2 separate regions of the Homo sapiens genome follow, and region 1 is linked to region 2. The links are chromatin loops, found by intact Hi-C in ENCODE. Cell type or tissue: mammary epithelial cell. All regions are shown on one strand. Links, peaks and the distances in the headings refer to the core of each region. The heading gives the core; the rest is flanking DNA. Region 1 has its middle 160 kb from the start of SLC10A2. Region 2 holds the start of LOC105370338 (a long non-coding RNA gene).

Region 1 (16,787 bases), core at 4,531-12,530, 65 kb after region 2:
AAGGCAAGGATTTTTAAAGACAAAATGTGGAGGGTTACATAAGTTATTTTGAACTCATTATCCTTGGCTACAAGAATCAATGACAAGACTGGTGTCAGTCCAAGGTTGAAAAGGCAGTTGCTGGGCAGACGTCCTGGCAGAAGTATTCCTTGTGAAAGCTTGTCATGGCCTTCATACATGGTCATGGTTTTGAAGAGTCCTTGTAGTAGTTTTTATCATAGGTATGTGTGTGTGTGAGAGCCTTCCATTCTAGCCTCCCAACTCCATTTTGTTAGAGTTTGGCATAAGTGACTTCATTTTCAGTTGACAACTGTTGCATTTGTCCCTTCTGATAAAGGTCTTTCTCTAAAAGCATTACTGATAATTCTGTAGTTAGATTTTGATTGTCTCTTAATGCTGGGATGGACCTATCCTGATTGGTCTTGTTCCATGTCATGGGGAACAGATTGACAACTAGGAGTCAGCGGTAAAAACCCTCTTAGCTACACTGTAGCAACAAGAGGGTTTGAAGAGAGTGGCTCTCAGGCTAAGTTTTCCTGGAGTTCATTGTTAAATTCAATTTTGTCCATTTTATAGATGTGGAAAGTGTTCCTTTGAAGGGCCAGATCAGCATTATTCTGTTAGGAGGTGTGATTCTGTAGAAATTTGACAGGCAACAGGTACAAAGTTTTAAAAGAATCATGCAGAGTAAAAAAAGCAATATAGCAACCCCAGTTTATGTGACTATTTTTAGCTGTGAACCTAGGCCTGAAGGTAGTAGCCAACTAAATGATCAAAAGATAGTGGGGGAAAATTGGATTGAGGGAACCTAGAAGAATTCAAGGTTCAGTCCAGATTGCAGGTAAATAATAAAAACTTGAAAATAATGAACAGGGGTACACGTGACAGCCAGTGTAAGACAGTTTTCCTTTTTTTTTTTTTTTTTTTTTGAGATGGAGCCTCACCCTGCTGTCACCCAGGCTGGAGTGCAGTGGTGCAGCTCACTGCAACCTCTGCCTCCCAGGTTCAAGCAATTCTCCTGCCTTAGCCTCCTGAGTAGCTGGGACTACAGGTGCCCATCACCACACCCAGCTAATTTTTTGTATTTTTAGTAGAAACAGGGTTTCACTATATTGGCCAGGCTGGTCTTGAACTCCTGACGTTGTGATCTGCCCCCCTTGGCCTCCCAAAGTGCTCGGATTACAGGCATGAGCCACAGAAACATAATTGTTTTCTCTACAGTTACTCCTATTTTTACCAAAGATAATCAAAGTAAGCCCAACTTGTTTATAACAAGTTTAGCTTCATCAGATTTGGCCTTATTTTTTATATAAGTGTATCAAAGATGTTAACTGACTACATAGGAATATGAGACTTAAAATCTCTCAAGGGCAGAAAGACAAACCAAGGCTGACTTTAGATTCTGCTTGTAGTACCTACAGACAATTTAAATGTAGTATAACATCTCATTCAAAACCTTGTTAATATAACCAATTGTATCCTATTATAAGAAAAACAGATTTTTCTTGTATAATTTGCATACAAAATTACATATATTAATAAGAATTTTTAACTCTTAGTAATCTTAATTTCTAATAAAAAACCTAAAAAGTAAAGCAAATTTATTTTCTTGGTGCATTCTCCTCAGATTGAATTTATAGTTTTATGATCTTAAAAATATAATAGAGACATATATAAACCCATCTGACCAGCAAACCCAGGTTAAAAAAAGTATGCAGACAAATCTGAAGACATTCTATTTTATTTTTATCAATAATTTAAAAACAGCTTATTTATCAAAGATCTCCCCAAGTCCCATGAACTTGAAATGTATTTAATTATCACATTTGTAGAAGCTTTAGGTATGCTCATTTATCTCTGAACCAATTTAAATAAAGCATTTTACTAATATTAGTATGAAAGACATTTAAGATTTTTCATTTGCTCAATTTTCAAATGTCAAAAACTATGCCAATAAGAAAAGTGGTCAGAGGAAGCAGGGCATATGGTTCATCCGAATTTGAAAAAAAAGTGTTTTAGTTAACTGAGAAGCTCCCATGGGAGAAGCAGGAACCAATACAGAAACAGAGAGTGCTAAAAAAAAAATTACAGCCTAGATATCAGCTGACTTCTAACCAGAGGTCTCTGAAAAACAAATTCTTTTCAAATATCTTATTATTAGGTTTTAGCCAGAAGAAACAGCAACCATTCCTGAAAGTATTAAACTTTTTTTAAAGTCAATTCTTCTCATAGGTTCCAATAGGCCAGTTGTTTAGAATGTGAGCTCTTAAAAAAAAAAATACTTTTAGGTACAAAATTCCAAATCTCCGAAGGTATACCTACTTCAATTTCAATTCAAAACCAGTAAGCCTTCTATGGCTTAACAATGGAAGAGGTGTCCTCAAGAGGGTACAAAAGAGTCCCTCTCAAGATCCAAAACTTCTCCCACAGAGAGAGTAAAGTACTCTCCTAAGAGAGAAAAGACCTTCATTACTAACGAGGCAATAAAAGTTGAGAAAATTAAGATAAATTCTCCTTAGGATGAATAATGCAAAAGACAGAAATCAACAACCAAACAAAAAACCAAGAACTATTTCTGGGAGGCTGTGGGTCAATAGTCAATGAGCACTCAAAACCAAATTTACAAAAGTCACAATTCAAAGAACAAATTATTACAAATGCTTTTCTTTTCTACCAATCCACATTTAGAAAAAAAAAATAAGAAGGGACAAAGAAATATCTTCCTCTCTCAACTAGACATTACAGATACAGATCTAAGGGAGCTCACCTTGATAAGAATTTCTACTTTCTGCTGGGTTTTGTCATATCTCTCAGGATTCTACCCACGGGCTCCAAAGTGAATGTGTATCCCAACCTTTAGGGTCTTAGCTGAGTCTAAGAATTCAATTAACATAAGATAGTTTAACAAGAGAAATGCACAAGTCTTACATAGCATTGGAACATAAGGAAATGAAGAAACAAAATACAACTGCTGTGAACTATGTTTTCTCTGATCACAGATTCAAGGATGAAACAGATTCTGCAAGAGAAAAGGCCCATCATGTGAAAAAAATACAACTTAAAATTCATAGAAAAGAAGGTGACAAAATGTTAGTCTTGGGTAACTTTGATTTGTTAACATGTCAATGCAGCTGAGAATTGTTCTCCATTCAGCAGTCCAAAGTCCCCCCCATTGCAGCAAAGGTACTCTTACATATTGGCAAATGAAGAGTTGATGTTTTTCAAACTATTTCCCTACAAGACTCAACTGTAGAGTAATTTTGGAAGACACAATATGGATTTTAATTTTTTATGGGCTCTAACTTGACATTTGTGTGTTAAGAATGGACAATTTTATGTCTGCACAAAAGTCATCTCACTGGGTCAGCTCCAAAACTTCTTGGTAATATCAATAATGCTACCATTAAAATTATACAACATGTATTAGGTGCTTGGTATATGCTAGACAATGTTCTAGGGCTTTATAACTATTCATCATTTAATCCTTAAAACAATTTAATGAGATAGGTATTATTATCTTCATTTTACAGACAGGCAACCTGAGCTTCCTGAACCCAAGCATTCTGGCTCCGGAATCTGTATAAGTTTAAACACTACACTATCTGCCTCTTAGAATCATTTTTCATGACATGGATACATTTACATATCTAATAGGCACACTCAGTGGCTGACCTCAGCTGAAACACTCCAAAAGTTCCCCTTCCATTGTAATGAATGACATCTATGTGCCCCTGTAGAGAGCCAAACCTCCTCTTATTCCTTGGGTCTAATTTTCCTGAACTCACTCAGAGGTCTCGTTCCTCTGATTTTCCTCTCATATATTGTCATTTTCTCATACTCAAATATTGTCACCTGGTCACTCTCTAATTTCTCTTTCTTATTTTCATGGAAAATATTACTATCTGAAATGTAATTATATAATGATATTTATCAGCTTGCTTATTGTTTGCCTCCTTCAGTAGGTTATAACCTCCATAAAACAAGGCTTCTTGCTCAGTTATTCCCTGGGTGTCTAGAACAGTGTCTTGCATACACTAGAAGAAAAATAAACATTTCAGAATAAATTACTGAATAAGGAAATAAATGAATAGATCCTGCTACTGTTTCCACATCTTTTCATTGCTATAAGAAAAATCATCTGAAATAAGCCCTGGCTTGTATTAAACACATTTTTTGCACCCTGCATATAACATTTTTATTTTAATGTATGTTTGTATATTCTATTAGTTTATTAGACACCATAACAGCTATATATGCCTATTACTATTTAACATAAATGAACCATCAACTCTATTGTATTATTCCACTTGTCCCTATGAATTTGTCACATATGCCCAAATAGTTAGATCCAGGCTCTCCAATGTCTCCTGCAATCAGTTGAACAGCACCCTGGTTTCCTTGCTCTCTTTCCATTATCTTTGAAACCACTTTAAATTCAGGTTTTATTATCTACATTAGTGTAAGCCCAAAGGTTTGTAATAAACAAATTCACAAATCTATGATGTACTATGCCTTTTAAAAAAAGCTCACTATTCTTAACCTCTCAAACCTGCTTAACAATTATATACATCTCTAAATGTAGCTTTGTGCCCCTTTCTTCCTCAGACTACAAAAGCAATTACGCTTTTAAAACTCTACGGCAAAAAAATAATCACAATAAACAGAATGAAATGTCATTCTGAATGGCAAGCTCTTCCCAAGCTGCCAGGAGAGAGCTTTTGAAGACATCAGTATTCACAAGACAAACCCCAATTTGCTGAGTCCACCAACAGGTTGCATAGTTCTCCCTACCACACTGACAAATACAATTGTTGAGGCTGCTGTGCAATAATAATGAAAGCTTGAAAAGAGGCTGGGAGAAGGCTGTATTGATAGTATTTGGAATTGATTGCCTTCCAATAAAAATAATCTCTGGCTCTGCCTGCAAAGTCACAGCTGACAAAGTCATGTTGCCCCATATGGCTTTACTCTGTGAAGCCTCATTGAGTGTCATCCCAAGAGTGGCGGAGAGAGTTCTGCCTTTCTCTCCTGTTCTACAGAAAAATGGTATCGTGATTTATAAGGAAAGATGTGCCTATTACTTTGGATCTGTTCGAGAGCCATGTAGAAAATATCAGGACAGCAAAGCATCCGTGCACTAGACAGAAGCATCTGGGGTATTTCTTTTAAATTTGTGTTTCCACTTAAATGGAAAGCACTGTTTCTAAATGCTGTCTCTCTATCTGATAGAAGAGTCAGTAATAGGACCTCAGGACTCTGAATGTCAGTGTGCTCATAAACGGAGCCCAGTAAGGAGAAGATTCCATCCCTCCCCAGCCCAGCAGGTTCTAGACTCAAATGATACAGAAAGGCTAATGGGAAGCATGAAAAACAGAGACGCTCATCTGTCACCCATTAAGCGGCAGAGAAGCCCTGAAGATGAGTTCAGGCTGCCAAGAGCATTGGACTTGCTCTTCTCTTCCCAGAAGTGTTCACACCTTGAAGGTGAGAATTTGTTTACAGAACGAATATGGCTTCTCTCTCTAAACATCTTATTGTACTGTACTCACCCTTCTTCTTCTTGTGATTGAGAAAGGAATGGCACTGGGTGGTGGCAGGAGGATGGAAAAACCCAAACAGCTAAAACAAGAACTAGGCAAAGAAATCACAGAATAACAGAAAACCCAAAATAAGGGAGAGAAAATGGCCAGCACTTCAGTTAAGGTGACATGTCCATGACTCTTCAGACAAACGCAAGTGAAAGAGAAAGGTGGCAGTAACCACGGTCTCCATCATCCCCTCCTTTTCCAGAATACCTAATTATTTAGGTATTCTTCAATACTGACCATGTGTCAACTCACTACTGCAACTCTGGAAGAGAAAGAAACATGCTCACTCTTAGGCAGTGACATGACTCAATATTCCAGTTCTCAGAAGTATTCAATGGCTGAAATACATATCTTCAGAAACCAGTGCAGCAACTTTCATCCTATGTTCCCCGGGGATCAAGGGCCCAGGAGGCTTCCTCCTAGGCTGCCTTAGGGATAGGAGGTCATCACAGAGGTATGGCTCAGGAGGCTCCTTCATTCCAACTCTCTCCCTCTGAGCAGCCCTGTTTTATATGGTTTATATATTAGGGCTCTGGAGTATAGTAGTCCCCCCTTGTCCATGGTTTCACTTGCCATGGTTTCTGTTACCAACTGTCAACCACGGCTCAAAAATATTAAATGGAATAATCCAGAAACAAGCCATTCATAAACATTAAGTTGTGATTGTACTGAGTAAGTGTAATGAAATCTCGCTCTGCCCTGCTGCATCCTACCTAGGATGTGACTCTACCCTTCCTCCAGTGTCTCCACACAACACATACCCCTGCCCATGAGTCCCTTAATAGCCATCTGAGTGATGAGATCAGCTGATGAGGCTTCATGCTGCTTGTGTTCAAGTCACTCTTATTTTACCTCATAATGGCCCCAAAGCAGAAGAGTAGTGATGCTGGCAATTTGGAGATGCCAAAGAAGCTGTAAAGTGCTCCATTCAAGTGAAAAGTTGGGAGTTCTTGACTTAAGAAACAAAAATTGTGGGCTGAGTTTGCTAAGGTCTACAGTAAGAATGAATCTTCTAACTATGAAGTTGTGAGGAAGGAAAAAGAAGTTTGTGCTAGTTTTGCTGTAGCACCTCAACCTGGAAAAGTTTTGGCCAGGGTGTGTGCTAAGTGCTTAAGATGGAAAAGGCATTCAACTTGTGGACAAACAGAAAACGTGCTTCAATTGACAGCAACATGTTGCACTGAAAAGCATTGAACCTGAAAGAAGATTTCAGCAGGAAATTCCCTGAAAGCAGTGATGCCTTTGACTGCAAGTGAGGGATGGTTACATGGATTCAGGAAGAGGGAAGGTCACTGGTAGCCCACTGCCTGCGTCATTCACCTGGCTTCCTCTCATCACATGGGCATTGCACCATCTCACATCAACAGGCTGCCAGAGGGCTCACGAGGCTCTCCAGATGCCAGGGATACCCCAGCCCCAGCCAGCGACCAGGTTCTGGACACCATCATGAAAAAGAATTCAGGGATGAATCAGAATGAAGTGAAAGGCAAGAAGCTTTTATCACAAAGGGGAAGTTCACACTTAAGAGAGAAGTGCAGGCATGCTGGCGAGAAAGTGGTGCCCAACAGACTTTGGGTTTCTAATTTTATGGGTGTTTCTTTAGAGGGTGGAATAATGATTAAGTGTTCTGGAAAAGAGGGGATTGAGGGAACTATGGTTACCGCCCCCTTTCTCTCTCACTTGGGTTTGCCTGAAGAGTCATGGACATGTCACCCTGATGGGAGCTTTCGCCCTTTTCTCTCGCTCATTTTGAATTTTCTGTTATCCTGTGATTTCTTTATCTTGCTCCTGTTTTAGCTGTTATTTGGGTTTTTCCATCCTCCTGTGACCACCCAGTGCCATTCCTATCTCCATCACAACAAGAAGGGTGAATACAGTACCATATTTAGAGAGAAGCTATATTTGTATAACTTCGTTATAGTTTATTGTTCTAATTGTTCTATTTTAGCTATTGTTAATCTCTTACTGTGCTTAATTTATAAATTAAACTTCATCATAGATAAGAATAGGAAAAATATAGTATGCATACGATTTGGCACTAGCTGTGGTTTCAGTCACCCAGTGGGGGGCCTTGGAACACATTCCGTGCAGATAAGGGGGGAAATACCATACAGTATTTTATTGTTGTTGTTTTCACATGAAAACTACTACCTGGTAATTTGTGCAGGTACTAGTAAAATCTTAGCCCTTTATATGCACACTACCTTGTTTACCTCAAGGAGCTCCGTGGAGATGAATATATTTAGCCATATGGACAACCGTGAGATCTTAAGAGGAAACACACTATTGAAAATATTTATGTGATTTTTGTTACATCAGACACTGTGTTTTGTTCCTATGCTATGTATACAGTTAGAATTGAATAAAGACAACCAGAATTCTCGGAACAGACTGGGTTGTCTTAGACATTAACTTCATGGAGAAAGGGTACATTTGGCAACATGGAATGTTACCGGTCAGCAAGTCAGTTACCTGGGGGTAAACTGAAAGGATCTGATGCCCTGTACAGTCATCTCTAAGTCGAGCACTTGGAAGTCAAGTCAGGTCTTCACCACAAGCAGGGCATGTCCAACACCACAGCCTGGTCCCCGGAGTCCTGATCCCAGTGGGAGTTCCAGGCATGGCTGGCCTTGGGTCTTGGAAACTTTTCCGTTTCTTATCCTACCTGTCTTTCTACTTCTTTTAGGCCTCCTTTATGGACTGTCTTCCCTGCTGCCTGTAAAAGATTGGTACTGTCCACCAGGCAGAAAGGGTGGACAGGGTTTAGCTAGATACAGGAGTATCTTTTATCCACAGCTGTAAGTGTTTGGAGCCCAGAAGGAAAATTCCAAGGCCTGACTCAGAGACATGGGTCCAAATGAGGACCTAGGAGTCTGCCTGTAAGGCCAGGGAAGGGGGATGAGTGAAATGAAAGCAAGAAGAGCAGGGACAGTGGGCACCTGTGTGAACTGGAGTATTCAAAAGAGCTCTCCAGAGAAACAACCAATAGGATCTCTGTTTCTACATCCCACAGTCTGTAAGCTACACACCTGAGGATCATCCTAGGTGCTTTCCCCTCAACACCCAAATCAAATTGATTAGGTCCCATTAATATTACCCTCCATATACCTCCAGTCCCACTGCTCTTCTCAAGGTCTATTATGAGTGTGTCAGTCTAGCTTCTTTTTTCTTGCCTCTGCTCTTACAATAGCTCCCAACTTATTTCACATTGCTCCTTTTAATTCATCTTTTTCTCTTCCACCAAATTTTTCATGCAATTTTCATATCACTGCCTCAATTCACAATGGCCAACAATACCGTTGTATCTTCCAGGATAAACACCAAACCCTTTCCATGGCACAGAGAGCCCTCTGTGGTCAGGAACCTCAGCTTCACGCCCTGACATGTGCCACACTGCATCATGCATACATCTATGCCAAACGTACATGTGGTTTTCAATCCAGTGTGCTGATTCACACACTTGTCTCTTTGCCTAGGCTATTCACACTATTTCCTCACCAGTGTTCTTCTGCGTTCCCCACACAGGTCCACCTGGTTCATTCCTACCAATTCTGTAAGAGCCAGCATAGGCAGCATCCTGTGTGGAAACTCCACCATCTGGCAAAGCTGATCTTTCCTATTTTTCCTGCTGTTGCTCCTAATGCATGTCTCTCTCAGAGCATTTATCTCATTTTTTCACAAGCATTTTATGTGTACCTTACATCTTTGCCACTAAGCGCTTCGAACAATCCTTGTCACAAAGTACATGCTCATTAAATGCACACTGATTTAGTAAATCAATCAATACACTAATTAGTGTTGGTATCCCAAAGCATACTCATAATGCCTTTAAACTGATACCTAATAAAATTTTGTTCACTTTGAAATTGATCATTGTAGGATATAATTCATTTTGAAATTCCTTAGGTACCTTAAATATCTTTCCCTCATTTTCTCCTTCCAGTTTTTAAAGCTGTATCTAGAATATAGTCTCAATATAATTCATTTACTACAAACTTATCTCACTAAATTAGAAGATTAGGTATAAAAATATTATTACTATAGTTATTATTTAGAAACAAACGAAATAAAGTATTTGAGAAGGCTTTATTTTATGTATACTACTTCCCACCCCTGCATAAGAACTTTTAAAATCAACTTTCTATGTCAGGTACAGTGACTCATGCCTGTGATCCCAGCACTTTGGGATGCCGAGGCTGTCAGATCACCTGAGGTCAGGCTGAGATCACCTGAAGTCAGATCACCTGAGGTCAGGAGCTTGAGACCAGCCTGGCCAACATGGTGAAATCCTGTCTCTATTAAAAATACAAAATTAGCCAGGCATGGTGGCACATGCCTGTAATCTCAGCTACCTGGGAGGCTGAGGCAGAAGGATCACTTGAACCCGGGAGGCAGAGGTTGCAATGAGCTGAGATGGCACCATTGCACTCCAGCCTGGGCAAAAAAGAGCAAAACTCCATCTCAAAAAAACTAAAACTAAAAAATAATAAAATCAACTTTCTAAATTGTTTATAAAACTTGGTAATAAAGTATCAGGTAACAACTCATATTGGGAAATTTAGCTACTTATTCCACCGCAACAGGACAGCAAACTTTACTGTGAAAAGTGAGACGATAAATATTTTAGTCTTTGTAGGCCATATCACATATTATCCCTGTTAAATATGCTTGTGTTTATGTGTGTGTGTGTGTGTGTGTGTGTGTGTGTGCATGCATTCATGCCTGAGCTCTATAACCCTTAAAAGGTGTAAAAATTGACCAGGCGCAGTGGCTCACGCCGGTAATCCCAGCACTGTGGGAGGTCGACGCAGGGGGATCACAAGGTCAGGAGTTGGAGACCAGCCTGGTCAACATGGTGAATCCCGGTGTCTACTAAAAAAAACACAAAAAAGGCCGGGCACGGTGGCTCACGCCTGTAATCCCAGCACTTTGGGAGGCCGAGGCGGGCGGATCATGAGTTCAGGAGATTGAGACCATCCTAGCTAACACGGTGAAACCCCGTCTCTACTAAAAATACAAAAAAATTAGCTGGGTGTAGTGGTAGGCGCCTGTAGTCCCAGCTACTAGGGAGGCTGAGGCAAGAGAATGGCGTGAACCTGGAAGGCGGAGCTTGTAGTGAGCCGAGATTGCGCCACTGCGCACTATCCTGGGCAACAAAGCGAGACTCCATCTCAAAAAAAAAAAAAAAAAAAAAAAAAATTAGCTGGGCATGGTGGTGTACGCCTGTAATCCCAGCTACTCTGGAGGCTGAGGCAGGAGAATTGCTTGAACCCGGGAGGCTGAGGTTGCAGCGAGGAGAGATCACGCCACTGCACTCCAGCCTGGGCGACACAGCAAGACTCTGTTCCCTCCCGCGCTGACAAAAAAAAAAAAAAAGTGTAAAAATTATTCTTAGCTTGCAGGCTGTTAAAATTTATATATATAAATATATATATATATATTTATATATATATATTTATATATATATATAAATTTATATATATATATAAATATATATATATATATATATATATATATATATATATATATAGACCAGAAAGGATTTTACCCACAAGGCATGTTTTGTTGATCTTTGTTCTATAACAGTTCTTTGTATTCCACTAATTATTTTGTTTTAATCCATTTTTATCAAGTTAATTTTTGGGTGAGTATTAAATAGTCCATTCTTACATGCACATCAAGTAATGTGAATTCAATTAAATTATTTGAGTCTCAACAATCATTAATTAATGTACAACTTTCCGTATTTATTCTACTATTAAAAGCTTCTAAAGGTAAAATCAGCAAGCTGAAGGGGAAGATGTAGTCTCAACGAACCCCAGTTTTTAAATGTAAGAGATTTGGGGAAAAGAGGAATTATATATCTAAAGTGGTCAACACACATTTCTTATTTACCATAAAATATATCTTCCTTCCCAAATGTTCCTTTGTTACCTAAAATTGTACTGAAATTAAAAAAACAATGAAAGAAGATCAAGTTTTCTGGAGGAGAGAGAATTCATTTGAGTGTCCTATGACACGTTGTGGTGGAGACATGCAGGTGATAGATGAATGTCACAATCTTTAGACAAGAGTGCTGTCACTGAAGATATTATCTTGGGAATCATAAGATAGAGGTGGTATTTTAAACCAAGAGAGTAACTGACCCAGAAAAAGGGTGTAAGAGGAAAAGGAAAAGAATAAGCATGAAGACATCTTGGAAGAATATGTGAGTGCTCTATTTTTGGCTCCGCCAAGCAAGATGTCACCCAGAATGCAATAAGACAGTCATGGAGGCAATGACTTGCTCTCCACAATTAGGAAAAGCTCAACTGGCCCATATGTCTCCAGCATACGCTCTAAAAGGCCGATTAGTAAGGGGAACGTGAAAGTAGGAGCAAAATCATCCAACATTTGTTTATCTAAATGTCGTTGGCATTTAAGAAAGCTGAATGAAATGACAACTGCTATTCTCTGTGGACACCTATTGCAAAGAAGTTTTAGTTTATCTAAATAGAATGTCACTGGTTAATTATATTGCTTTGTGTCCACTTATAGCTATGCACAATATGCAAAATAAACATTCATTGAATAAGAGTACTACCTTGATTTCTACTGGTACTATGAGAACTGGTTCAGCTCTTTGTTTTTTTTTTTCTTTTTGTGGCCATATAGAAATACAACTGGTAGTCTTCGAGTAATTTTTATTAAATTTCTCTATACAGTGGTTTCTTTTACACCCAAGTGAATGTTCTTCATAATCACTAGTTGTTAATAACTAATTGTTAACTTTTTGATGTTCTCCAGGGTTAGCTGCTTTTGCCACCTTAGTAGGCACAGTTCAAAAATATAGAATATAAAGTATATTTTAAAGAAACAATTGTTTAATGGAGAATTACCTAAATAGATTTTTTATAATTGCTAAACTCACACCTTCTTTTCCAACAGTGTATTTTATTCAGGCCTGAAAGAATACTTCAGGTTAAGATTGAATGAAAATGTAAGAAGTGATTCAATTCATGTTCATCTTTGACCACAGCTGACAATTTCACAATTAAAATTTGAATCTGTCTTTGCTTTCAGGTTTGGTCCTAATACTGCACAATTTTGTAGGCTAGCTTCTTTTTCCCTTTCAAACTACAAAATGGAACGTTGGCACGCAAAGGTCACCTCAGCCAGCCAGTTTTTCACGAAACATGGCGCAGTGACATTTGAATTCAACCTCGTGTCTACTGAGCTGCCCACCAGACTTACTTTGACAGATCTGAGTATGATGGATGCAGATTTCCATCCAAAAGGTTTGGCTAGGCCTCAGCAGTAATATAACCTTTCTTAAAGGTTATTTTTAACCACTTGCTAAAAATTCCTTGAGGAAGAAAAAGTGACATGCCCTTTAGTAAAATGAATACAATAATACACCTACAATTGATACTGCTGCAGTAGAGTTTGGCCAATTGCTGGAGTGAGAACCTACTCTTTAATAACCAGGGGCTGTCCAGTCCTGGCCCAGCACTTGAATGAGACTATGTGGAAACTAAGCCTAACTCTAATTCTGAAACAAAGAAAAAGGGGGAGGGGGGACCAAAAAACCCTCTAAAGTAGTTCTTGAAACCCCTCCATTATATTGTCTATTAGCTCTGATACTGTTTTTATAAAGTCAAATCAAATATAATGCAATGGATTTATTCATTAGGAATATAATTGACTCAGTGAAGGTTAACCTAACAGTTAAACAATGTTTGGTTCTATTTCCAAAAGATTTTAATATGACTCCGTCTCTGAAAAATAAAGCAGAAGAAGTACTGCAATCAGTACATTGACTGGACCAACAAAATTAGCAGCATTCCATTTGAGATAATAACTCAAAATTACTTCCTAAGTAAGACTCCATGTACTTTTACAATTTATTACTAACACAAAAAGATTGTACAAATATAATTAATCTTCTGACTCACAGAATTTTGGTAATGCAGATTTCATTCTGACAGCATCACAGCCAATGCATTGCCATTTTTAATTCACAAGTAAAAAATGTATTATTCCAGGGTTCTCTAGTTATTAAGGTAATAAGAGTAATTAACAGCACCCTGCTGGCTACACATGGCTTGGACTGTGTGTTTCCGGGTTTGGGTAAATGGGTGGCACTGATCAAAGCCTTCTTCCTGAATCCCTGTTGCCTCACATTGTGGTAGCTGTGGCTATAGAGAATCCCCAAAGACAACTCTGGAAAAGACATAAGTATCTGGGAAGATTTTGCCCACTATTTCACAGCAGAATTCAAAACCTAAGTGATGGCCCTATGGCGATGCTCAGAGAGAGACATAAACAGTGCAAAGTGAAACTGAATATCATTTTTTCTGAGATTAAGGTAATGCCTTCATCTAATAGTCATTTAAATTTTTCAATATTTCTACTATAAAAAGTAAATCTATTTCATTCATTTCGTTTTTTGAAAAACATTAGGTGTGATTTGTTTGTTATTTTACAAAAAAAAAGAATATTCCTTCAATCCACTTAGCTAGTGTAAAAAGCTACAGGATGAAATGCCCACGTTTTGAGATACTCATGACTCAAAACAAACAAACAAAAAAAACCCCTACTACACTCTTTTCCTTAAGCTACTTATGCAAATGTTAAATTTTTTTAAATAAATCTATTTGCTATTAGCGTCCATGAAGATGCTAAGCTTAGGTCCACCTCAGGAAAATTGTTATTGTAAAACATATGATGTGTGAAAACCTAATATTTCAGTTTTTAAATCAGTGCTCCCAGCTTTATTGCTTACACAATGATATCTCAAAGAAAAGTACATAAAGGCAGAAGCCCCTCATTGGAGGTTAAGTTTGTTTCCTGCCTCATTCTTTAGCTGTATGAACGTAGAACATTCAACCATCAGGATGGGGTGGGGTGTCTGACATGTTTTCACATATGGAGAGGCAGTGTGAGTAAACTTCCCATTTTATGGATTTTTCTAAAAAGCACAGAGCATGACTTCAAATGCATTAAACTCTGTTAACATGACTGTTGGGATGTCCCCACTGGCATTGAGGTGTCGCTGAGCTTAGGGCTCTGAGGATTCCCGCGTGCGCAGCATTGCCAGAGGGGATAAATACCCCTGGCTCCAAACTGATAAGTTCTGACTGTATAGCTGCTGTGTCTTCCAACTATGAAAATTATTTTAGGTCCAAGAAACCTAGGCACTCAAGAAATGAGTTGGATTAAAACAATACTTCCAAAAATAACATGTAAGAAATACTATATTTAAAATCTTTCAGGTAAAACTTTGTAGATTTTGATGTAGTATAAAATTACTTATTTTGTATATTAAAATTTCCCCATTTGGCATTCAACCTTATAGGATTTATGATAGATATGGGTGGATAGATGGGTCGGGGGATAGAATGATTGGATGGTGAATACCTCATATGTATAAGGCAGGATATTGTTTGAAGTGAAAATGCCAGGCCCTTCTTCTCAAAGGCGAGACTTGAAATAGGAGGAGAATGATGAAGGCAGAAACGTTTTCTCTTGAGGGAAAATCTTACAACTTTAAGCCTTTGTTAGTTAGAAGAGACCCTTCTTGATCATGGAGTATTAGCCAATGAAGAGTTCTAGACAAAACTTTCTAAGGGACAAGATGGCACAAAAAATAAAATTCATTGAGAAAAGATGGGAAATTAGTTTGGAGAATGGGGATGGGCCCAAATATTTCAGTCTGTTTTGTAATGCAGCAATCTGAAGAAAATTGAGGTTCGTGATGGGGGATCCTATTTGCATCTTAGGGAGATGTTAGCAGTGATACCAAGAAAATTTAGACAGAAAATGCTGAAACACTGTGCAGAGATAACAGTAAAAATGGATAGTAAGGGACAGACCTAAGGGACAGTCCTTACGTCCAATGGAAGGTCTTGATGGATGATTGACGGAAAGGGATGGAGGAGCCGAAGGAGTCAACGAGGAGGAGCACAGCCAGAGTGGGAAGCTGGGTGCACAGTGAGATCCTAGCCTGAGTGAATTCAGGAGAAAGGACAAGAAATTTAGCTGGAGGGGAGGCTGTCTGTATAATTTAGAAAGTGCTAATATTGAAGTCGCTGTGAAATATTCAAGCAAAGAAATGTCATACAAATTTTTGGAAATATAGATCTGCCATTTCAGAGAGAGGCCGCTGTTGTATATTTATGAGGCACCCGCAAAGTCAACAGCCTGAAGAATGGGTGACGAGAAAAAGGGATCATTAATATTTAAAGCATCAGTGAAGGAAGCTGATCCAAAGAAGGGGAGCAAAAACGATTGTCGGAATCCTATTAGAGGGGTCAGGTTAGGCTGGTGCTCTGGAAGCCCAAGGAAAAGCGGGTGTTTAAGAAATGAGAGAGAAAATATTGGATCAAATGTTACAGAAAACAATTATTAGTGTAGCCAAAAAACAGTGGCATACATTTTGCCAAATAAAAAGTCCACTTTATCAAATAAGGCAGCATCAATACATTTAGGAAGAAAAGTTTGTGATATGCCAGAGAGTGGATGAGAGCAGTTGAAAGAGTGGCTTCTAGCAATTCATTCATTCATTCATTCTCAGTGATTCCACACATATTTACTGATCACCTACTGCATGCCACATACTGTTAAAGACATTAGAGATATTGCAGTGGATAAAGTCAGCTCCTCTCTTGTATCCTTGAGGGGAGGAATCCTAAATTGAGACGTTTGGAGAGAATTTCGTAAGTTTCATCATGAGAAGAAAGAAGGCATTGCTTGAACAGCGAGGTGTGGTGAAGAGGAGGCATTTTAGGATGAGGGAAATGAGTGCATATAGGGCCTAAAGGAAGAAAAGATAGAAAATAGAGAAGAGATCCCTAAGGAACCCGAGAATAAACAGAAGCCTAGTGATTGAGGGAGTGACAGCTGTTCCCTCCCCACCCATGACAAACGTGTGCACAGCTCTGATGATCCTCTACCTGCAGTCACAGAAATTCCCAAATACACAAAGGCACTGGGATCTCAGGGAGGACACTGTAGGTGTCCTGTAATCCTAACATTGTTGAGTGGGACAGCAGCCTGGAAAGATACCGGGGGTCTGCGTGATGGGCTGCCACACACCTCAGGAAAGAAAGTATTCTTGCTCTCAGGGAGAGCACACACATGCCTCAGTTGACCCATGTCTTCAGAAGCAGACACCATCATTGGGCCCTGAATCTCACACTGAAGGAAACCACATCCCAG
Region 2 (16,787 bases), core at 5,537-13,536:
TTTGCATTCCCACAGCAGATTCTGTAACCTGGATTACAGCATTTAGCCTTCTATACTATGGTCATGTAAGTATGTGTGTCACTAAAATAGCTCCTTAATGTCAGGGAATCTTTCTGTTTACAGCATTAACCAAGAGCCTCACACACTGCAGGTGTCTGATAAATATTTATTGAATAAGTAAATGTAGATCAAAAATGAAAATATATTTTCCTTACAAGAATTCTGCAATTTCTCCCTGACCAGTTGATTTATATAAGCCCTCTCTGCAGTAGTTCTCTGAATGGCTTTGGGCCAACTCAGTTCTCTGCCTATTTCTCTCTCATAGTTCTCCAGAATAACTGTAGCACGTGCTGGGAACACAGCACCCTGAGATAGCAGGAGCTGGCTGGAACAGCCTGGGTTCTGCCCTGATAACCCCTAGCACAGGATGTTCTTTAACACTTTAGCTCAGTGAGTCCTGTGACCCCCAGGTATGTAACCCAGAGCAGGCTGCCCTTCAGAGTCCCTTGTCTGTGGTACAAGTGGGGCACACAAAGTTGAGGCTTCAAGACTCCTGGACAGATTTATGGGCTTTTGGGGACCTGTTGCCAGTGGAATGGAGGCTTCTACTGTCCTTTGCTACCTACCTGTAAGTAATAAAACCCGCTTCCTGTAATGTGTTGTGTGTAAGCACTTTTGCTCTCAATGGACTCAAACAAGTTGGTAAGTAGTACACAGTGAACCTGCTTCACATCCTGCATTCAAGACCTGTAAATATCATTGAAACATCAACATTATGTTTCAGATTTATGAGCATGCAATATTCTAACTGTAAAGAATTTAATCCATACATCTAGTGAAACAAATAAGAACCTAATTAAAGAAGTGCTTACTTTGGGCAAAAAACAAGACTTCTGTCAAAATGCCTTTTAAATTTTTGGTTTAGTCCACACTTAAACAAAGCTTTTAATCTCTATTAAGAAGGGACATCATTATGCATTGATTGATTAACACAATTATGGACATGTTCTGTTTTATCAAATATATTTTATTAAACAATCAACTTCAATTTTTTCTTCCATAGCTAAGTTATATATAATGCCATTCTGAAACATTTTTAAAAGCCATCTTTTCTAACTCCAAAATAGTCATTACTATTCACTCCTGGTCGTCTTCCTTGAAATAGTACTCTGTGGATCAGTACTGAACAGCCAGGTAACAGCTACAAGCTCCAAACCACCTGTAAACATCAGTTCATCTTATACCTATAACGAGTCGCTTAATATCCCAAAGGCCCACACAGATAAGTGAAGCCTCAATCATATAAGTGTTGTAAGAGGAGGGAATTTAGATTTTTCATTATTTCACTATTTTATGTTTTATTTATAATAAGTTAATATTCCTTAGTTTTTTTTTTTTTTGCTTAAGTTTTGAGACTATATTATTGTCTTTTCTCAATTCTTTCCAAAGTTTAGGTTTCTTATTTTTTAAAAAATATTACTGGCCAGATGCAGTGGCTCACACCTGTAATCCCAGCACTTTGGGAGGCCAAGACAGGCGGATCACTTGAGGTCAGCAGTTCGAGACCAGCCTGGGTAATATGGCAAAACCCCATCTCTACAAAAAACACAAAAATTAGCCAGGTGTAGTGGCACGCACCTGTAGTCCCAGTTACTGGGGAGGCTGAGGCATGAGAATCACTTGAACCCAGGAAGGGGAGGTTTTGGTGAACTAAGATCACGTCACTGCACTCCAGCCTGAGCGACAGAGACTCTGTCTCAAAGAAAAAATAAAAATAAAATATATTATCAGCAAATAATCATCTTCCATAAGAAAGAGTTTTGCACTGAAGGGGGAATAAATTCTGTATCAAAATTAAGTCTGCTAGTCTCAGAGAAAGTTCTCAACATATGCGAAGTGAAAGTAGTAAATGCCTACTATTTCATCTGCTCTAAACAGCACTCACTTCTTCTCAGCCATATAATTTTCCCCATCTTTAACCATGAGTTTGGATTGGGAGTTGTCTTCTTTCTTAAATTTTCTCATCCCCAGCCACAGGGCCTAATCTAGGGACAGGCTATTGGCCAGTCTGGTCTTATAAAAGAACCCATTCCCAGGTAAGAATTGGTTGGTTCAGGAATATGCACTCAATTCAGTCCCAGCCAATCAACCCTTCTCTGTGACTTTTGAATTTAGAAACAAAAATTAGGAGTTCCATTCTATCTGGTGATAACATTGGGAAATGTCAGGCATTTCTGTTTCTGTTCACCACAGAAGAGGCTAAATCTGAGAAAAGCCATCATGCAGAAAGAAGCCAAATGAGAGCCAGAGATTGAATCCTCAGGGTGCTCATGACCCTATTGTCACTGGAGACTGAGACTCTGCTACGTGTTTTTAATTCTGCTAGCCAACACTTCCCCCAAAAATATTTGCCTAAGTTAATTCAAGTTTGATTTCCAGCCAATCCACTGACTAATTCGCTCACTAATGACAGTAATAATGCATACGGGTATCTAACCACACTTTTTCCTCTGGTTTATTAGATATCTTCTAACCTCATTTTATTAATCATGTATAACTTCTCATTTTTTCTGATATATATGTTTAACTTACTTTCAAAAAACCTTACATTTTCATCCATCACTAAAACACAACAACTAAAAAACTACTCCCTGTTTAAGATTTTCTAAATCCAACTAAAAAACAACAAGAAAAGGCTAACTTTCTTCATTATAGCGCTCTAGGCCCAATTTCTCCAGATTCTTTTCTTTGTAAGAGTCCCACAGTAATACACACTTGAGTAATTTATGTTATAGCAAATATGTATAAATATTTTCTAGTCCTTTATTTTCTACTGGAAGAGTGAATTTACAAGCAATGATCTTACAATCTTCTAGAAACTGTAACTCTTGACAGCAATGGCTCTGACAGTAGTCCAATATTTGTGCAATGTTAATTTATTAACATTCCTATAAAATGTCATCCTCTCACAAGCAAACATTTTTTCATGAGCCAAAAGATACAGAAAAGAGACACTGTATTTTGTTACTAGGAAACTGAAAGATTATTGATCATAGGCAAAATCAAAGCTTTTCTCTACCTAGGTATATTTCCCCACATAGCCTTCATTTAAAGTCCTGTAGTCATGTGTTTCAAGCTTCCAGTGATTCAAAATAAATTCTTTCAGCATCTGTGGAACTTGGAGAATCTTGCTTGATATTTAGCTGCCATGTTGCCTATTAATCTAGTACTAGAGTAAATAGTGAGAAGACTCTAGTCAATTTGGCCTCCTTCCTGAGCAAGCTTCTCTTCTAGTCAACATGTCTGGATCTTTGATTTCTATTCATGCTCAAGAATTTAAAGAAGGTAAGGCAAGATCCTGTTGCCAGAGGAATCTAAAGCTATTTGTACTTAAGTTACCCATCCTTAGTGCATTCCCAAATAGGAAAAACATGCAATTCAAAGTGTCTTACAGCTGCAAAAAACCATGCAATTAAAGTATGAAAATAAAAGTCTAAACTGCAGGCTGTTAAAGTCTTCAACATAATGGCACCTGAGCCTATAAGCAGTGATTGTTCAAATATATGTGGTACATTCTTGGTAATTACACACCTTAGAACACGTTTTCATTTTCTTTCCATTGGTGTTTTTAAAGACTATGCCAGTAAACCACTGCTGCCTAAAAAGTTTTCAGCTCAAAAACCCATGTATCCCATTACAGCTTCAAATTTCCCATCTCAGTGTGCCTGTGTACATCAGACCAAAGTATACCCGACAGTTCAGCTGAATTCCAAATAGAATTGAAAATAGATTTTACTCGCCAACTGTCATGGGTGTGTGTCTCTCTGTGTGTGTGTGTGTGTGTGTGTGTGTGTGTGTGTAGGTATCTCAGCTTGGAAAAAAAGTCTATTAAATATTTATGAAAATCATTTTTTTGGTCTCCAAACAGCACAGTTAAAATTAAATAGCCATCACAAGAAAGCGTCATCACAGGTAACTTCATACTACTGTTTGGGCTTCCAGACTCTTTTCAAGTGTGCACTGAACAGATGGAGAATGTTAGAGGCCTTTCAGACTAGCATTGAAGGCAAACTGTCCAGCAATCTATCATGATTTGGGGATTCTCAATGACCTTTTAAGGCTTTGCAGAGGAATCTGCTAAATTATGTTTACCAACCTGTGGATTCTTTCAAAAAAATACACGTTTTTAATCCAAAACATGCTTCAGCAGTTAAAAGGATAATAACATCAGTTGCATAAAGATTATGCTGTTTTGTTATTGTTGTTCTTTTATTCTAATTTGTTTTACCTTGTTTTTACAATGACCTCCCTTCATGTGAGAGGGACCAAATGATAGAACTGCCCCGTGACACTTCTGGAGAACAATTGTATATTTCCTTCCAATTAATGCTTTGACTTGTTAAATTCCACCATAAAATCGTGTGCAAAATTTCAAATCCTCTCCCCTGCTGCTTAGTGGATGAGAATGTTCCCTGCACCAGCTGAAATGTTCATTACTTCTAAATTATGCAGGCTGGGGCCAGGGTGGGCTGCCAGGCTGGGGAGGGATTGTTGTCTCCTAATTATCAGTGGCTGCAATTTGCCCCTGTTACATTTTCAGAGTTACACTTGAGGTCCCCATCTTTGTTTCAGGAAGAAAATGTATTCAGTTCTCTTTTTCATAGGAAAAATCAAGAAAACAATTACATAGTCTGTATTTAAACTTTGAAATGGCTCAGTTCTCTTCTCATGTAGAATAAAAAGTGATAGAGTATTGAAGTTTGACTTGGAGAACAGTGTCTAAATCAAATAACCTGTTGTTTTACTTTTGTGCAATACCACTTTAAATATAAGATTCCCAAGGGCTGTTTTTACCCATGTGGCTCCAAGAATGTTTTGTGACTCTTTGTCTATAAACTGCAGTCTATCTGACATGCAAAAGTCCTTATTCCTAGTTGCAAAACAGGGAGACACCACGACATAGGCTTAATTTTGCTGTCATGAAAAGGGACCATAGCTGGATGGCTTGATCATAAGAGGACCAAGGATAGATATAGTTCTCCTGGATAAACATATGCAATCTACACACATTTTCATAAAATGTTTCCAAAGATCATAGCAGTCATTAATGGGAGCATATTTTTTCTTAGAAAGTCACCTTTGAACATCCTTTCCTTGAAAATATTCTATTATATATTAAAGAAAAAATTGTTTTATTGCCTTTGTTGAAGGCTTAGGAGGCGAAGATTTATGTTGAGCTGATAATTTTTATATTTTCATCTGTATTCTTAGAAAAAGGAAAAGCTAAGTGCAAGTCCAAAAATAAAGCATTTAATTCTACTCACTTCCAGTGTCCTGGGTTATAAATGCATCTGAGGGCTCAGGTTTCAGGCCAAGCCCAGAGAAAAAGGGTGTTGTTGCAGGGTGTGGGGGTAGGGTAATATTCACTTATTCCTGTACATAGTTGATTAGAAAAACATAAATCAACTTCGATTATTTATTTCAAGTTAATCTAATACCCAGGGTGATTTTAATTAGGATAGGTACATTTTGAAACTACAAAATAAAGCAACTCCACTTAACATATCAAACAGGTGGTGAAGATTACATTTTCTCATCTCTTCCTTCTATGCTCATGGGAGCTGTGGGTGTTTGAGTGACAGACTATCACCCAGCAGACTCCTCCTTCCTCACCCAACGTAAATCCTTTTTGTTAACCCTGTAGTGGAAAACAGAGGGAAACAGCTTGTGTGGTCTGGACAGTCTTTCAACTCCTAGCACTCCCACAAGGCCAAGTGATTGACTCTTTGGTCTTTGAAATTCTCCATGTATATTAGAGTAAGCAATGCAGCTCAGTCCCCAGAATCTCACTGTGGTTACATGTGGAAGTTACAGAAATGAAAGTGGCATTCTACTTAAGAAACCATAAAAATAAGCAGGGAGACTTGAAAGCTAGCACTGCCTTTCCCCATAACTAGTAGTTACCAAAAAATTTGAAATTTATGACAAATGAACAATCATCTCTTTAAAAGACCCAGCTGCACTTGAGAAGTAAAGATAATCTGATCTCAAAATGAGGAAAGATCTTAGAAAACTGGAAGCAGTTTGGTGAGCATATTTGGATCCAGGCCAGCAGAGGTGAACTGAAAGGGACAAGCAGAAAAAAGAAGAGTTCCTGCTTCCTCCCTCAACCAGATAATTAATGGAACAGAGGAAAACAGTGTAGACAAGAAAGTGCAGAGAACATTCCTGAAGCCAGGAGCAGGAGCTGCTCCTTGAGCGTCTCTTGACAGAAAATATCAAGTCAGTGATCTCAGTCAGAAAATGGCACCAGGGAACACCTGGAATGCTGAGTTCATGGGCATGCCTGTCATTCTTGTGCCATTCCAGTGCATGGCCACACAAGGGCTGCCAAACCTTCATGCTCTAACCATTAGGTACTTCTCTACCCTCATCTCTTTCCCCTCAATGACTTCACTTTGCCTTGCGATTTTTAGAAAGGCCAAGCTCATGTCCATTTCATACCATAAGGTCCCACCGTTTCTTCCACTGGAGTGCTCATTCTTAAGCTATGCATGTGAGTTAGCGCCCCAATTAATGTTTGTGTTCGTACATGAACTCTTCAGACAGATTTCCCCCAATTATTCCGTTTAAAAGTATCTGGGGCTCCACCACTCTGACCTCCCTACCTGTCACGGGTTGCATATTGGACCTTCAAAAGATGCATCCATATCCAGGCATCCTTAATTAAGTGTATTTGCAAAGATCCTTGTTCCAAATAAGGTAGACTCTTTCTTCCTCACCCGGGGTTCTTTTTGTTAACGCTGCAGTGTAAAACAGAGGGAAATGGCTTGTGTGGCCTTATTTGGAAATAGGGTACTCACAAAAATAATTATGTTGAAATGAGATCATCCCGGATCAACTAAGTGGGCCCTAAATTCAACGACAAATGTCCTCATAAGAGACAGGAGAAGAAATCTGTGCAAAGACCAGGCAAAGATTAGAGTTATGTAGTCACAAGCCAAGGACTGCCTGGAGCCACTAGATAGGGGAGGCTGCAAAAAAGGAGTCTCTCTTCCAGACTTCGGCTGGACCGTGGCTCTCTTGACATCTTTATTTTTATATTTTTTCTAATTTTTAATTGACATAATTGTACATATTTATAGAGTACGTTTTAATACATATGTATGTTGCATAATGATCTAATCAGGGTCATGTTTCCATAACCTCATGCATTTATCATTTCTTTGAGGTGAGATTGTTTAAAAGCTTCCCTTCTAGCTAATTTGTAATAGATAATATTTGACTGTTAACCATAGTTACCCACTGTGGTTATGGTTATGATAGAACACCAAAATTACTCTTCCTAGGTAATTGTAACTTTATACCCATTAACCATCCTCTTCCCATTATCTCCTCCTCCCTCCCAGTCACAGTCTCTAGTAACCACTGTGCTACTCTCCACTTCTATGATATCAACCTTTTAAAAATTATTCCACAAATAAGATCATGTGCTATTTATCATTTTGTGTCTGACTTATTTCACTTAACACGTCCTCCAGGTTCCCAGGTACATTCATGTTGTACAAACAATGGGATTTTGTTCTTTCTTATGGCTGAATAGTATTGCATTGTGTGTCTATACCACATTGTCTGTATCCATTCATCTATTGTTGGACACTTAGATTGATTCCATATCTTGGCTATTGTGAACAGTGCTGCAATAAACACTGGAATGACAATATCTCTTTGAGATTCTGATTTTTCTTTTGGACATATACCCAGTAGTGGGATTGCTGGATCATATGGTAGTTCTATTTTGATTTTTTGACAAACCTCCATCTGCTTTCCAGAATGGCTGTAGTCATTACCAGGAGTGTGTAAGTCTTCTCTTTTCTCCACATCCTTGCCAACACTTGTTTTCTTTTTGATAACAGCCACTCTGAGTGAGGTGGTATTTCATTGTGGTTTTGATTTGCATTTCCCTGATGAGTGATATTAAACATTTTTTCATATAGCTTTTGGCCATTTGTATTTCTTAAGAAATGTCTATTAAGCTCTTTTGCCTACTTTTTAATTGGTTTATTTGTATTTTTGCTGTTAAGTTCATTGTATATTTTGGATATTATCCCCTTGTCAGATATACAGTTTGTAAATATTTTCTCTCATTCTGTAGGTTGTCTCTTGACTCTGTTAATAGTTTTCTCTGCTGTTCTAAAGCTTTTTAGTTTGATATAATCTTATTTGCCTGTTTTTGCTTTCATTGCCTGTGCTTTTGAGGTGTTATTTTGAAAAAATTCTTACCCAGTCCAATGTCATGAAGTGTTTCCCTTATATTTCCTTCTAGTAGTTTCATCTTTTACATTTAAGTCTTAAATCTATTTTGAGTTAATTTTTGTAAACAGTGAGTTAGGGATCTAGTCTTATTCTTCTGCATTGTGGATATTCAATTTTCCAGCACCATTTATTGAGGAGACTGTCTTTTCCCCAACGTGTGTTCTTAAAATCTTTGTGGAAAATCAGTGGGTTGTGGGTGCATTAATCTTTGTTGACATCTTGATTTGGGACTCTGGGCCCCCAGAACTGTGAGAAAATAAATTTCTGTTTTAAGCCACCAAGTTTGCGTCAATTTGTTATAGCAGCCCTAGAAAACTAATGTACTTCCTCTTCCCTTCCTTTTCTTTCTAGCAATTACCACTATATATCATATATTGTTTATTTGCTCCTTTGTCTCCTCCTCTAGAATGTGAGAGCAGAGAGTTTATCTGTTTTGTTCACTGATGTTCCCCAGTGCCTAGAAGAATGTCTAGCACACAGTAGTCACTTAATAAGAATATGTTGAACTATGAATGAATGTTAGCTGCTCAGGTAACCTTCCGGATGTTTTGTTTAGGAGTGATCTTGTGGGTGGACTCTAGATTTTTTCACTTCACTGCATGCTCAGGGTGGTCTGAGAATATGCTGCTGCTAACACATTTATTTAGGCCTCCCCATCGCCATGCTATTACAGGAAATAATATGGGTCCTTCAGGAATAATCTCACTTTGAGATATTGCCATTCAAGAAATACCACTGTAATACAATATTCAAAACTTTTGAATTTGGCATGAAAAATTATACAGGCAAAAAGTGACTGGCCTCTAGGAAGAAGACACTCACTGTATTTGTAAAAGAAATGCACTGCTTAAAATGTTCTAATTTAATGTTAAAATGTTGATTTGGGTATGGGCTTGTTTGATTCCTGGGCAGAACCAGCACACAGAAACTGAAGGACGCTCTCAGGATGGCTAATGCTGCAAGAGAGGCACTGTCAAGGTTAACAAGTTTCCGTTCACTAGAACTGTAAAGACAGGAAGAGCGATGGGAAGGCTGACTGTCAGATGATAACCAGAGAGACAGTGCAGCGTGTACAGAGGCACTCACTCATGTCACCACGGGCTGCTGAGAGAACACAAAGACCTGTCTTAGATATGGGAGTTGAAGGAGATGAGCAGGCGAGCAGGCTGGATTTTCCTTGGGCTATAGGCCCAACTCAGGCCCCACCCAGCATTACAGCATGGAAGAAACAATAAAGGAGAAAGCAGCTCGAACCATTTTAACTATACAGGAAACTGGACAAAGAACAGGAAGAAATAAATAAAAGCATAATAGCCCAAGGTGGAATGCATATTAAGTGTACGAGAAATAGATCCCTTTACTTTCAGAAGACAAGAATGACCCACTAGGGCACATGGGATGGGATGTAGATAAGAAGGAAGTCAATGCTTATGTTCATAAATGACATGCATTTGACAGCCATGTTCTTGAGTAATTCTCATACTGACCTGTTTATTTCTATTTTAGAAGTCAGGATATTGAGGTTCAGATAAGTTAAGTGGTTTTCTCAAAACCACAAGGAAAGACCTCTGTGACTCAAAGCCATGAATTTCCATTGCATCAAACTGCCTACCTGTACAAAATTAAAAATGTGAATTGTTTATTCTTTGTAGTATGACTTGGCTCAATATCCTAAAATAATTCTGATCTTGTGACTAAGATACAAAAAAATTGCAAGTATCTCTCCTTCATGCATATAATGACAAATACATAGAAATGAATGATTATTCACAGATTTAGATGCCTTGGAAAGAACCAGAAAGGGAGCTATGATGTATTAGAGAAAATATCTGACCTACATCCAGGATTTCTGGATTCAAACCTTAGACCTAACTGTGATCAATGATGTGACTTTGAATAAGACACTTACGTACACAAAGATGCTGTTTCTTCATCAGATTAAACATATTTAATAAGCCGGGCATGGTGGCTCACTCCTGTAATCCCAGCACTTTGGGAGGCCAAGGCGGGTGGATCACGATGTCAGGAAATGGGGACCATCCTGGCTAACACAGTGAAATCCCATCTCTACTAAAAATAAAAAAAAATTAGCCAGGCGTGGTGGCATGCCCCTGTAGTCCCAGCTACTTGGGAGGCTGAGGCAGGAGAATCGCTTGAACCCGGAAGGCAGAGGTTGCAGTGAGCCAAGATCACACCACTGCACTCTAGCCTGGGCAACAGAGCGAGACTGCATGTCAAAAAAAAAAAAAATGTAATAACATACATTAGTAAAGCAACTAGCACCTATGGGTGTTCAGAATTGCCTATAGGTATTATTACTGGTATTACCATTGTCTAAGAAAAGAGATGGTCCTCCTGCAACTGTGTAGTAAATGTGTGCACTTCAGGCTCATTAGTCTGGATAATAGTGACTCTTGGAGAAAAAAGGAAGCACTCAGGAACGGGACAGCCAGTTGGGTTGCCAGGCAGATGGCTAAGCAGACTAGAAGCCAAGAACTGGTGAAGAGTTGAAGGTGCAAATTTGTTACTGGTTCCTTAGGTCAACATAGCTAGGACGTGTTGTTTGAGACAACCGGAAGAACACATGGGATTTGATCTGATACCTGTTATATTCACATACATCCTTCATCTCTTATCAAAAAATGTGTGATGAACTGAGAAGTCCTTTTTAGATTAAAAAAAATTTAAAACATGGGCCTACATGCCCACTGAAAAGGCAGTATCTCTGAGTTTTTTAGGACTTGAAATATTTATAGTAAAACTCTTTAAATTTAATGATGTGAACAGAAATTAAACCATTAATCTGGCCTATAGCACATGAATTAAAAGGAAGCTTTATTGCTTATCTTTATGTAAACTTCTTGCTCATTTATAATTTCATTTATTGACACATCTTTTGTAATACTCAAGTATCAAGGTCATTTTAATTGACTAAATGCTTTTTTTTTTTTTTTTTTTTTTTTTTGAGACGGAGTCTCGCTCTGTTGCCCAGGCTGGAGTTCAGTGGCGCGATCTCGGCTCACTGCAAGCTCTGCCTCCCAGGCTCACACCATTCTCCTGCCTCAGTCTCCCGAGTAGCTGAGACTACAGGCACCCGCCTCTACGCCCGGCTAATTTTTTGTATTTTCAGTAGAGACGGGGTTTCCCCGTGTTAGCCAGGATGGTCTCGATCTCCTGACCTCATGATCCACCCGCCTCGGCCTCCCAAAATGCTGGGATTACAAGCATGAGCCACCGCGCCTGGCCTTAATTGACTAAATTCTCTAAGACCTCTGCAGATTTTTTTAGTTCAGCCCCACTATTTTCTCAGATAGTTAAAATTTATTCAACGATTTCAAATGTTCTGTAAAAGTTGAATGTGCCCAGATTTTCTTATTTTAATCAAAGTAATATGCATACATCGTTAAAGAAAAACCAATAGAAGACCTGTAATGAACAGCAACACTTTCCCTTTCTTTAACTTTTATATTAAGTTCAGGAGTACATGTGCAGGTTTGTTATACAGGCAAATCTGAGCAATGCTTTCTTAACCCACTTCATTTTACCCTTTCTTGCTCTGCTTCACTTCTGAGACTCAAAATTGCTCTTAATGGGTTTCGTATTTTTTTGTCAGTATTTTCATAAATGTAAATAGTAGACCACTATTTCTACTTAGGTATTACCTATCGACACCAGAGCATAGAAGCTGTAAATTTAGCTCACTGATCACTGTTCACAATCATTTTTTTCTCTCTCTCCAACTATTTAAAGCTATAATACAATATTATATCTCTGGTAACTCCATTTATAAAATCAAATGATATGCTTACACTCTATTTGCTGTTCCAGCAATGGTGAGCACTATTGCTTGAGAGTTTAGCCTATAAGTAGGATATTATTGGCAGTTTTTACCTCCATCTTCCCAACTCCCCACTCCCATCTTCAGTTAACCATAAACTTTCACATTATGAAGATTAACATTTATGTCTTGAAATCATAATTTGTGAGCTCTGAGTGTAGATTAAGCACTAAAGTTAAAAATCGGTAATACGTATTTACACTTTCTAGTAAATATTGGTCCCTGTGGAGCCATGCTAGACAGACATTAACATATACCCTTCCCAAGTCAAAGGTCACGACACATCAATAATTCAAAAGTGAGTGTTCCCAGCTTAGAAGTCAGGGATTCATCAGGTATTCAATGCGTCCCAGATTTTACTTTTCACCCTATTTGGACAATGGCATTCTCAAGATATTTTATGCTTCATTCATTCTTCCAGTACTGCTTTGTAATATTAATTTAAAGATTTGGGTTATACTTGACCTCCAAGAAATATTTTTTGTTATTTAATTTTCTCCTCGCCATTTTTTCTGTTCTTTCTTTCTGGAACTCCTATGTATCAGACATTGGTCTTTTTATGTTGTTCCTCTACGCTTTTGATCTTTCTCTGATATTATGTGTTGCTTTGTATTTTCTGGAGTTTTTACTCAACTATAATCACTCATCTTTCATTTATTAACATTTATTTTTATTTCAGCAAGCATATTTTTAATTTTTAAGATATGTTCTTTGTCCTTGATTGTTCATATTTCATAGCAGCCTGCATTTATCCTTTATATTTGACATTTCTTTGGTTTCTCTGAGGATAATTAAAGTCTTTATAAAATAATGAGAGCAATAATATTTTTCAAAATGTTGACTCATCTCCAAATTTTCTTGGCTTCCTCCTGAATTTTTTGTGCTTTTTATCTTCCTTTCACATGCTGACAGTCCTCAGCACGTTGGGAACCGTCCATCTCCATTTTCTCTATTACAAATCTTGTGTGTTTTCTTGCTGGGCTTCTCCTTGAATGAAAGCCAGTCTGGGGGTTCTGTTTGTGTGGGTGCACTTGCAGGCTGAGTGGACAGGCAGGGAGCACAGGCCTGTCTGGGGCCTTATAGAGCTGGTTCAGTGAAGCTTCTATTCTGGACTCTCCACCTTCCACCAGCAATCCTCATTCTCAGGAAACTTGTCCAACTAAGGGAGAGGGTTTGCATAAACACGTTCTGGGTTTTGTCCAAAGATCAATTCTGAATTGCCTATCTCTGTTCTGTGGTGAGGTTTCTATCTAGGGAAACGTTCATTTGATGCCATTTGAATTAACTCCTTATTTTCCACCCATCTCACTCCCATCTTTGATAACTGTTGGATGCCACATTTTTTTTTTATCAAGAGATTTACAAGAAAATGATCTTTAACTTCCACTACTATCCCACTCTGGCCCATAGCTTCTTTAACCCTCTTTTTCCATCAGTATGTTCTCATATGTTTTCAGAATTCAGAAAAATTTGAAATTCAGCATCTAGTAACTGCTGCCCTGCCTCCCGTGATCTCTGCTACTGTAAATCTATCCTCATCACTAATTCTATATTATGTTTGCAGTGTTTTGGAGGAGAAGGGGGGAAAAAGCATGGGGAAAGACAAGGGAAGACAAAACCAACATTTAGTCCACCACCTTCAATTGGCAACCAGTGTAGTCTTGTAAATAAAAGACATTCATGTTTGGACAAAAATTAACATAATATCGTGTTAGTGTTTTCAACATAGTCCACCTGCAGCTTGTATGATTTTAAAACCACCATGGACTTAAATTAAACCTAAACTCTAGAATTACACTGTCCAAACATACAGCTATTTAAATTTAAATGAAATCAAGTGAAATTAAATTTAAAATCCATTTCCTCAGTCATGCTAGTCAGGTTTCAAATGCTCAATGCCACATGTGGCTAGTGCCTACTGGACTGGACAGTGAAGCTGGAGGGCATTCTTAACACAGCATAAAGTGCTGGTGGACAGTGCTTCCATGGAGCAAACTCAGAGCTCATCGGTGAAGAATTAACTCATTGAAAATCAGGTGTAACTGATGAGGAATGGGGAAGGGGCCTCTCTTTCCTTTTTATTTCTGTCATGTTGTGTTAAAATGCCCCTGCATGTGTTTCAGGAAGGAAATCTGTTTCCTACAGGTCCTTTGCTTTCTGTCGGGGGCAGCCGCATGGGTCCACCCTACTGTAGGAGCTGACTGAGGGCATGCCAGCAGCAGTCGTGGTGAAAAGGTGAGAACTTTGAATGCTTGCATTGCTTCCTGAGAGGAAGGGGGCAGGCGCTTCAGTGTTTATGTTATACAGGCAGGCTTACACATTTGGAGGGTCTTAAATTACCTCTGAGAACGGTACGTGAGAACAGCCAAGGAGAGAAGACAGGAATTTGACGAGGACTTTACTCTGTGCTCATTTCCAGTTCACAGGCCATCAGTGAGCCGGTAATGGTGACAGCTCATCTCACCTCCCTGGAATCTGTCCCTGAATAGCTCACTGTAAACTTTTAAACTGAACTCTGATAAGGAAGAACTACCTCTAGCCTGCCGTAAATTGTGGAGTTTTATCTACTTTGTGGTCTTTTGTGATGAATTGGATTACAGTTTCGGAAGTGAGAAGTAACATAGAAACCAAAATTTTGCATTGATTCATGACGTTAGGGCATGAGGAGGGACAGGTTTATGCAATTTAAAGGAAATTCAGCACCCTGGGAACTTACACCAGCTGGTTTTATGCCTAAGAAGTAGGTACAGGGTGGAAAAAAAAGAGAAACCAACTACAAGCCAAAATAAAGCTAACCCTCTGAGGCTAGTCAGTGATTCACTCTGGAATTTCAAAACTGCAGAAATTGCATAGGACTTCCATGCCTCATGAACGGCACTCCCTGTGGGAAAGAGCCAGCGGACTGTTGCATTCATAAAAAAATGATACATGACGTGCTCTCAGCACCCCTCCATAGGATCCAATAGATTGTCTAAAAGTCAACATCCTCTCATGTTAGAAATTAAGTCTCTTAAATATTATTTTTATCTTTAGGCTTAAAAATTATATCTGTATATACCCATGCTCTCTAAAATATTTTTGTTTCTTTAGTGTACTAGTATACATTTTTAATGGTAAAACCCACATAAGGCATTTTTCTCTGTTTTTCCTTTTTTTCTCTAAACTTAATTAGGGCACACAGTTTTGATTTGTAGTTTTTTATGGAGAGAATAAATAACAAGTCATAATATATTTTTATACAAAAATGACCAAGAGTTCATAGATTTAACAATTTTTTTCAATACAGGCAAACTGAATGACATTAAAAAAAACCTGTATTCAGGTCTGATTTTCAGTTTGAATTTCTGCATGGATCACATTAATTGGGTGTTTTAATTTCCATTTTGTATGTGTTGGATATGAACACATACTAATTCATGTCATATAATCTATGCTGTATTGCCCCATATCTATCCATTAAACACATATAAGTTGAGAGCCTGATAAAAGAAGGACACTGCAGCAAAGAGAGCAATGAATCAAACACAGATTCCTTCTCAGAAGTTGGATACTTTGCAGAGATGGTAAGGCCCAATAACTAGCATCAAGTGCAGTCCTGAATCCCTGTTTGGGCCAAATTTTCAATTTGCCCTAGAGCCTTAGGATAGGCAAAAGACAGCCCTGAGTTCTCTTCACCCATCCTACCCCTGCCTGCTCAGGGCACTACCAAGTGGGAGCAATCATGGCTCCATGTGATCACTAGGGAGAAGGATCTGGAAATGAAAGGATAGGGGAGGGGGATCATTTCATTACAGCCCTCTTTATTACGCCATTGGTATTTTCCCCTACAAAGTCCCAACAACTTAACCAATCATGGTAGAGAAATTTCAATTCCATGTATGTGGATTTCTACAGCCAAGCAGAAAGTGATGCATTCTTCATGCTGCTTTAGGAAGATGGCAGTCAAAGAAGAGTCTGAACCAAAGCAGTGCCATCTCTGGATGGGCAAAGCTTCTGCAGCAACGGTTTACAGATGCCCCAGCAGGAGCACTAGAAAGGGAGCCAATCGCATTACTGAGAGAGCTGGGGCCAGAGAGCTGGGACCTGAGAGCAGGTAATATGTGAACTAGGACGCTGATTGCAGATGGCACCTAGCATGTGAGGAAAGGGTCTAGCTGAGCTGGGAGTCATTCCATGTGACCTGTAGCAGCTGCACCCAGTCAGAGACAATCACAGGACTGCAATCAGGAAGCCTAGTTTGTGTCCTGAGTCAGCACCTTCTCCCCGACTTCTCAATGACTACTCCAAATTTTAACTATTCTTAAGCCTTCACCCTAATCCACACCTCAGTCTTTACTGAAAACCTACCTTCTACCACATCAAGAAAATCTGAAATCATCAAGCAGGAACTCCTTCAAACTCTAACACCTGCCTCTTAAAAATGAGTCTGTCTCCATAATCAGTCTTATCTTTTCAGTCTCATAGGAAGAGTTATCACTTTTTGTTCAACACCAACTTGTAAATGAGATGTCTTTCTTAGTCCTCCTTTAAAATGTCTGCTCCCCTAACCTGGAATTTTATGTTTTCACTTTCTCAAGGCTTAATCCTCATCAGCTATAACAGGGTCTAATCTCTGTCATTTTGAAAGTTACCC

What was found. Hi-C counts contacts between places; a loop is a spot of excess contacts. Peaks named below come from ENCODE experiments on the same cell type or tissue, not always from the same donor. Only the 100,000 strongest peaks of a DNase experiment are listed, where the experiment ranks them.
Region 1: a loop joins it to region 2, with 5 times the contacts of the local background. A loop is called at or near these places in 1 of 110 quality-filtered maps.

What each region holds. Positions count from the first base shown.
Region 1 is chr13:103,215,135-103,231,921 of GRCh38, reverse strand. No RefSeq gene overlaps it. Among named protein-coding and RNA genes, the nearest start is that of SLC10A2, 160 kb to the right of the region's middle. In mammary epithelial cell, for the core only: no CTCF peak of the experiment used is centred there; DNase peaks (open chromatin) are centred at 9,051 and 9,781; H3K27ac peaks cover 2,086 bases.
Region 2 is chr13:103,280,971-103,297,757 of GRCh38, reverse strand. LOC105370338 (a long non-coding RNA gene) reads right to left here and starts at 6,789. Exons shown (of 3, transcript XR_931687.1): 1 at 6,669-6,789; 2 at 627-747. In mammary epithelial cell, for the core only: no CTCF peak of the experiment used is centred there; a DNase peak (open chromatin) is centred at 9,907; H3K27ac peaks cover 1,160 bases.